Linked DNA regions of Homo sapiens: region 2 is linked to region 1. The links are chromatin loops, found by intact Hi-C in ENCODE. Cell type or tissue: HCT116. All regions are shown on one strand.

Region 1 (4,000 bases):
TCTGTTATTTTTTGACTTTTTAATAATGGCCATTCTGATTGGTGTTAAGGTGATACTCATTGTGGTTTTAACTTGCATGTCTCTGATGATTGGTGATGTTGAACATGCTTTTCATGTTTGTGGGCTTTCTGTCTTCTTTTGAAAAATGTCTCTTCATGTCCTTAGCCCACTTTTAAGTGGGATTATTTTGGGGTTTTTGTTGTTCTTGTTGAGTTGTTTGAGTTCCTGGTACATTCTGGATGTTAGTTCCCTGTCGAATGTAGAGTTTGCGAATATTTTCTCTCATTCTGCAAGTTGTCTGTTCACTCTGTTGATTATTTCTTTTGCTGTGCAGAAGCTTTTAGTTTAAGTCCTGTTCGTCTATTTTTAGTTATGTTCCGTATGCTTTTGAGGTCTTAGTCATGAATTATTTGCCTAGACCCATGTTTAGAAAGTTTTCCCTGAGTTTTCCTTCAGTATTTTTATAATTTAAGATCTTCCATTTAAGTCTTTAATCTATCTTGAGTTGACTTCTGCAAATGGTGAGAGAGAAGGATACAGTTTCATTTTTCTGCAAATAGATATCCAACTTTCCCAACACTCTTTATTGAAAAGGGTGTCCTTTTTCCAGTGTATGTTCTTATCAGTTTTGTCAGAGAACAGTTGGCTGTAAGCATGTGGCTATATGTTTCTGGGTTCCCTATTCTGTTCTATTCCATTATCTGTTTTTATGTGGGTACCATGCTGTTTTGGTTGCTATAGCCATCTAGTGTAATTTGAAATTAGGCAATATGATGTCTCCAGCTTTGCTCTTTTTGCTTAGGATTGCTTTGGCTATTTAGGACCTTTTGTGGTTTCATATGAACTTTAGAGTTGTTATTTCTAATTCTGTGAAAAATGAGGTGAGTATTTTGATGGAGATTGCATTGAATCTGTAGATTGTTTCAGGCAGTATGGTCATTTTAACAATATTAATTCTTCCCATCCGTGAGCACAGGATGTTTTTCCATTTGTTTGTGTCATCTATAATTTGTTTCATTAGTGTTTTTTAGTTTGCCTTGTAGAGATCTTTCACCTCCTTGGTTAAATATATTCCTAGTTTTTTTTTTTTTTTTTTTTTTTTTGGTAGCTATTGTAAATGGGATTGCCTTCCTGATTTGGGGCTGGATCGTCATTGGTATATAGGAACTCTAATGATTTCTGTATGTTAATTTTGTATTCTGAAATTTTACTGAATTAATTTATTAACTCAGAATTTTTTGGTGACATCCTCAGGGTTTTCTAGATATAAAATCATATCATCAGTGAACAGGGATAATTTGACTTCCTCTTTTCCAATTTGGATGCCTCTATTCCTCTTGCCTAGTTGATCTGGCGAGGACTTCCAGTATTCTTAAATTATTGAGATTTTTCACATTCTTTGGTTTATACAAAGCTTTCCTTCTGTGCCCTCACAGCGCATCCTTACTCCCCAGGTTTCAAGCTGAGTCAAGGCCTAGGGAGGGGCCTCTGGTCTTCCTGGAAGGCCCAGCACCTACGCCTTCCTCCTACCCTCCAGAAGCAATTCCATCCTCCTCTCCTTCAGAACCACCCTTGACCACCAGCGCCCCCTGCTGCCACCTTCCCTCTCCGCTGAGTCCTCAGCCAGGGGGACCTGAACAAGTCTGCACGTCCTGTCCCCACTTTGTCCTTGCCTCCCCTACTCCTGCACCCTCCACTGTCTTGCCTTCCGTTCCACGTAACCCTCAGCAGAGTCCCCACTCACCTCCTGACAGCTTTCCTTCTAAACTGTCTTACTATAAAAGAAAGCATAGATAGAAAAAAGCACATAAACCAATATAAAGCTTAGTGGGTTTCCATAAGACAAACACCTTTGAATTCCACGCAGGTCAAGAATAGAACTTTCCCAGCCACCCCAAAGGCCCCATGAACCTGGCCCAGCTGTTGCCTCCGCTCCCGCCCACTGTGAGCCCCTCCCTGATTTGAAGCCAGCTCTTCCTTTTGCTTCCTTGTTATCTTTCCACCCAAGCCCCAGCTGCTGCCCCTAAGCCTCTTTCACTGGATATCCCCAGGACTGGGCACCCTTGGCACGCCCTGACAATCCTGCCTGGGCTGAGAAAGTCCCCGCGTCCTGCTTCTCCCTAGGCCTCTGCTTCCTGCTGGTCCATCTTCTCCCTCTCCATCCCCCTGGCCCTCTCTGGCCCCCAGACTTGCAGCTGTCCAACACTGAGGCCCATGCTCAGGTCTCTGGTCCCTGCTTGCCCCTGAGTGCCAGCCTCACACAGCACCTTCAGAGGCCCTCGGCCCCCCCACACCAGGGTCCCTCCCTCCAGTTCTGTGCTTCCTCCTCCCCAGTGTTCAGCCTCTGCAAAGGGCTTCCGCATCTGTCTGTCACTCTGCCCAGGATCATGGAAACCCTTCTTACTCTCTCCTCACCTATTTGCATCTAGCCGGCAGCCTACTAAGTCTCCTCCCACTTCTCCATGACCACGAAGCACCCGCCTCTCCAGCCCCCACCTGGTTAAGGGCGTCACCCTTAACCTTAGTCTCCTCCAGACCAGTCGGACTCTTCACCCACCCCTGCACTGTAGCCTCCTGCCCCTTGGGACCAGTCCATCCCAGCCCCACGTTTATCTTTCTAGAAATGCCAGCCACTCAGTGGGCTCCACTTTCACCTCCACCTGGGGCTCCTCTGCCTTCAGGATGTGAACTCTGCAGCCTCTGCCCAGCCTCCCCTTCCCCTCTTCTCCCCTTCAGTTGTGGCTGGGTCCTGGGAAGCCCCTGCCGGCTCCCCCATCATGGAGTTGTCACCTGCTGTTCTTTCACCCTGGAGCTCCCCTTTCCCCCTTCACCCCCTGCGCATAGTGTGCCCACAGCATCAGCACACACAGGCACACATCTCTCTGCCCACTTCTGCCCTGAGGGTACCTGATGGCGCTCTGCCTTCAGAGAGAGACTTGGAATGCCCGCTACGGGCATGTGGGCACACAGCCCATAACATTCGGGGAAGACTCCGTGGCACCCACTCCTCCTCATCCATCAACATTCACCTCCAGCCCAGGAAACCTCCTCTGTTCCAGCCTCTCCGGTGTGTGTGATTTGCCCCTGTGGGCTGGTAGTCCCTTCGCCTTCCTTGCTCTATTGGAATCGTATCCGGATTTCTCCTAGCAGGAGTGAGCCCTTGGGCAGGAATCACTGGGAATTCATTGCTGCCTCCTAAGTGGGCTCCCTGCTTCCACCCTTACCTGTCCACAGCCTGGTCCCCACGCAGCCGCCTGGTCAGACGTAAGTGAGATCTCATCCTCCTTGCTCAGATGCTCTAGCAACTTCTCATGGGAATCAGAGCCCTTCAAATGGGGGCTTCCCCAAGGATCTGCCCCTGACATTGCCTCCCTGACCCCCATCTCCTGTTCCGCCTCCTCCCGTCTCCCTCCACATCAGCCCCATGAGCTTCCTTGATGTTCTTCAAAAGTGCTGGCCATCCACCGCCCGGGGGCCTTTGCACTTGCTATTCTTGGGCCTGAGTGGCTCTTCCCCAGGTATCCATGTGATTTGGTCTCTCACCTTCTGCAGGTTTTGACTCGAGCTTCACCTTCTCAGGGAGGCCTTTCTGGACCACCCTATTTTAAATCCTATCCCTCCCCCACCCCCAGGACTGCCCCTCATCTCCCCTGCCCCATTTTTCTTCATAGCACCTATCACCACCTGACCTACTGTATTTTACTCACCTATTTGTTTCTTGTTGGCTCTCCCCACTAGATTCTGGATCCCATGAAAATAGGGACTTTTGTTGGTTTTATTCACTGCTGTATCCATAGCCCTGTGCATAATACGCACTCAGTAAATACCTGCTAGATGAAAGTATGAAGGAAGGAAGGAAAAAATGAATGGCACCATAGTCCAGGCAGGACATGGAGTGTTTGTTGACCGAGTGCTAAGTAGATGAGCCCTTATAATTCTGTAGGTTAACAAAAAATCCATATTTTCCCCAACACTATCTAAAGATGTTTAAATGACTGTG
Region 2 (4,000 bases), 1.2 Mb before region 1:
TCACTTGGGGCCAGGAGTTAGACAACAGCCTGGCCAACATGGTGAAACTCCATCTCTACTAAAAATACAAAAATTAGCCAGATGTGGTGATGGGCGCCTGTAGTCCCAGCCACTTGGGAAGCTGAGGCAGGGGACTCGCTTGAACCCGGGAGACGGAGGTTGCAGTGAGCCAAGATTGTGCCACTACACTCCAGCCTGGGCGACAGAGTGAGACTTTGTCTCACAAAACAAACAAACAAAGCAAAACCCATTCTGTCAATAACTGTATTTTGATTGTAGTGTTTAATGCATTTACATGTAATGTAATTACTAACAAGGTAGGATTTATGCTTTTCGTTTAAATTTTTTTCTATATGTTTTATGTCCTTTTTTTCCACTATTTCTCCATTATTGCCTTTTTGTGTTAGAAATTTTTTAATATACAATTTTGACTATACCTCTAAGGCTGTTTAAAAAAATCTCTTAATTCTCTTGCCATTCTTTTGCTATATATTTTGAATTATTTTCTTAGAAGTTGCACTGGGGATAACAATTAATATTAATTAATTTATAATTAATAAAGTAATCTAGTTTGGATTAAAACCAATTAAATTTTATAGTATATAAAACTTTGCTGATGGACCGTATTTAATGTAATATTATTCTTTTCAGGAAAGTTAAGTTGTTAAGTATGATTTATTTTTTATACCTTTTTAGGACTTTTCATATCATTCTATGTCAGGCCATGTATTTCTTACTTCAAATAATTTCTAATGTAGTTGAGGAGAAAACCAAACATATGTGAAAAGTCAGATGGCAGTCAAATCTTTAAATACTAATTCAAGGCAATAACAGATATGAGTAACAACTCTAGACAGAAAATGTGTAGTGGCTTCATGACAGGGTATTTCAGAAGATCAGTTGATGTGAAACCCATGGCCCAAGTTAGTCAAGGAAGACTTCATGGATTTGCAATTTGACCTTAGTATATGTGGAAGTGTACAAACTCATTGATATGTAAAGAAAATAAATGGGAACTCACCAAGCTAGCTTCTGACTTTTCAGTGAGGTCATCTGTCTACTTCTGTATCCACAGCACCTACAACACTGCCTTACACATTGTAGGTGCTCAGAAAATATTTATCAAATGATCAGATGAATGCATTTGGTTGAATAAATCAGTTAGGTATGGAATTGGAGCTTTGCAAGAGAGGACATATATTCTGGAGCATCAGCTTTGGACCATTTGCTAGGTAATCGATAAGGGGGAAACAGAGCTGGTAGGTCATCTGAGTCACAGTTTGCTGCTTTCTTTCTTTCTTTCTTTTTTTTTTTTTTTTTTGTAGAGACACAGTCTTTCTCCGTCACCCATGCTGGAGTGCAGTGGTGCGATCTCGGCTCACTGCAACCTCCGCCTCCCGGGTTCAAGCCATTCTCATGCCTCAGCCTCCTGAGTAGCTGGGATTACAGGTGCATGCCACCACGCCCAGCTAATTTCTTTTGTATTTTACTAGAGACGGGGTTTCGCCTTGTTGCCCAGGCTAGTCTCGAACTCCTGAGCTCAGGCAATCCGCCCGCCTCGGCCTCCCAAAGTGCTAGGATTACAGGCATGAGCCAGCTTGCTCCTTTTAAGAGGAGTTCAATTGCTGGTATCATTTGGCCATTATTCCTATTAGTTTTTGAGAATCAGAGAATGCCACAGTTTTCATTTTTACTTAAAAATCTATGCATCTATAGTCTTTTTCAGAGAGTTCAGGGAAAAAGGACTTATAGGGACACTATGAGTTTGTACAATTCAGTAACTGAAGAACAGAGTGGCAAAAGTTCTTCAAATACTGAGAGAAGAGATGCTAGGAAATGCATCAGAAACATTATTTGAAACATCTAACAGGGTTTTTATTTCTTAGTTTCCTATATTTAATTCTTTTTTTCCCTATATTTAATTCTTGACTCTCTATGGTAGTCAACCTCAGAAAATTTCAATACTTTCAAGAATTATCACATGAACAGAATTTAAGGTTTTAAGCATTTTTTTTTTTTGCTCTTTAATGTGATCTGTTGTTAACAATTACCATAAATCTTTACTTAAGATTTACTTTAAGAGACTTGCACCACCCTTCTATTTTTTGGTCATTAGAGACTTTCTAGCGAAAATGCTAGAAAGCTAAATGAAGACTAAAAGGCTGCTTTCTGGTTTAAATTCATCTGTACCTGCAGTTGCAAAGCCAGTAGAGGGAGCAGTGTACCTATTCTTTGATTTCTGGAATTGCAACTACTTGGATGGACTGAATTTCAAACAATCTGCATAATCAAGACTATTTCACCCAGAGAGAGGGAGTCAGGGGCTACAATTTGTTTGTTTGTTTGTTTGTTTGTTTGTTTTGGCAATCATGGCTTTATGTTAGGGTATTAGCAGAGTTACAGAGTTGCTTTATTACATTGAAGAACTTTGATGAGGTTGCTGTGTGAGGACTGTTCTTCCATTTTGCTTCCTTTAACTAAAAGTCATTTGAGCATTTTGTACCAAGTCCACAAAAAGCTGGCTGAGTAAACTCATCAGGTGGATTAGATTCTCGGTATTCAGGATAGCTTGCGCAACCGGGTGGGCATGTTCGCTAATCCCTGCAACTTTGATGTGGCTGCAGAGTGGGAGCTGGGATGAGTTCTTCCTCCCTGACTCACTGGTTTCCACTCCACGAGACTCCAAAGTCTGTCCCGCACTGTCTCTCTAGCTGACTTAGCAGAGATAGGACCCCTCCTGTTCTATCTCATCTGACTCACTCCCACGGAGTTATTTTTCCTTAGCGACAGGGCCATGGGCCGAGCAAAGGAGGCAGCACTCCTGTCTCACCACTCCACCCCCTTTAACAACTGTTGTTTTATGTAACATTTTACTTGTCTTTTCACCATTGGATTCTCCCCGTGTTTCTAGCTACCAGCTCATAGCTTAGGTGGGGTTCTTTTCTTTGTCTTCACTTACCTTTTTTCATTGAAACAGATGCTTTAGCAATATTATCAGCCCATCTTTGCTAACTTTTTTTAAATTCAATTCTTTTGTTTTTTTAATTTTTTTAAAATTTGAGAATGAATCTCACTCTGTCGCCAGGCTGGAGTGCAGTGGTGCGATCTTGGCTGACTGCAACATCCGCTTCCTGGGTTTAAGCGATTCTCCTGCCTCAGCCTCCCAAGTAGCTGGGACTACAGGCACACATCACTGTGCCCAGCTAATTTTTGTATTTTTAGAGACGGGGGTTTCACCATGTTGGCTAGGCTGCTCTCGAACTCCTGACCTCGTGATCCACCCGCCTCGGCTTCCCAAAGTGCTGGGATTACAGGCGTGAGCCACCGCCCCCGGCATGGTATTCAATTATTTTGACAGTAGCTCTTGGTCTTGTGATGTCGCTTCCATTTCTTCAACAGGTATTTATGTCTTTCCATTTCTTTTTGTTTTTGTTTATGCCTTCTCTCTCCAGCTAGAATGTGAAATAATACCTGTGGCTGAAAAGAAGCTCTTTTGACCCAGGATCCTGGTCCTCTGCATAACAGTCAAGACCATTCTCATTTGCCTGAAAGTGTTTTAGAGAAGAAAGAGAAATTCAGGACCAATCAGCAATTCCCTTTTCCACTCTTATGAAGAAAGAAAAAGGATTTGTGTTATTTGAGATTTAAGTTACTTCCTTTTTTCCTATGACAGGTTTTGGTAAATGCCCAGCTCCAATAATACGTTAACATTTTCAGAGTCAATCTGGGTTATAAGTAAATAAACTCCATTTTGATCTTGTTCTCGTTGGTTCTTTTTTACTGTCACTTTTAGGCCTTTTTTGAAAGGAGAGAGAGACATTCTCTACCAGGTCAGAATCTGCCCTATGCTTATTCCAGATCAGTATGCTTGGTCCAATACTCAATCACTAATCACTTACGTGACACGCTGTGTGAGTGAGACTAACTTTTGGCTATTCTTAAAGTATAGCTACAGTGAAAACATCATTAGGAATGCCTCTGGCTACTGTATTCAGAAAAG

The links. A loop is a pair of places that touch in the nucleus more often than their neighbours do. Peaks named below come from ENCODE experiments on the same cell type or tissue, not always from the same donor. Only the 100,000 strongest peaks of a DNase experiment are listed, where the experiment ranks them.
Region 2: a loop joins it to region 1, with 5 times the contacts of the local background. A loop is called at or near these places in 19 of 110 quality-filtered maps.

What each region holds. Positions count from the first base shown.
Region 1 is chr9:87,661,483-87,665,482 of GRCh38, forward strand. All of the region lies in intron 18 of DAPK1 (death associated protein kinase 1), which reads left to right. Among named protein-coding and RNA genes, the nearest start is that of CTSL, 63 kb to the right of the region's middle. In HCT116, a CTCF peak has its summit at 1,616 (motif pointing left); a DNase peak (open chromatin) is centred at 1,569.
Region 2 is chr9:86,431,936-86,435,935 of GRCh38, forward strand. All of the region lies in intron 1 of LOC102724080 (a long non-coding RNA gene), which reads left to right. Among named protein-coding and RNA genes, the nearest start is that of TUT7, 80 kb to the left of the region's middle. In HCT116, a CTCF peak has its summit at 2,197 (motif pointing right); a DNase peak (open chromatin) is centred at 2,206.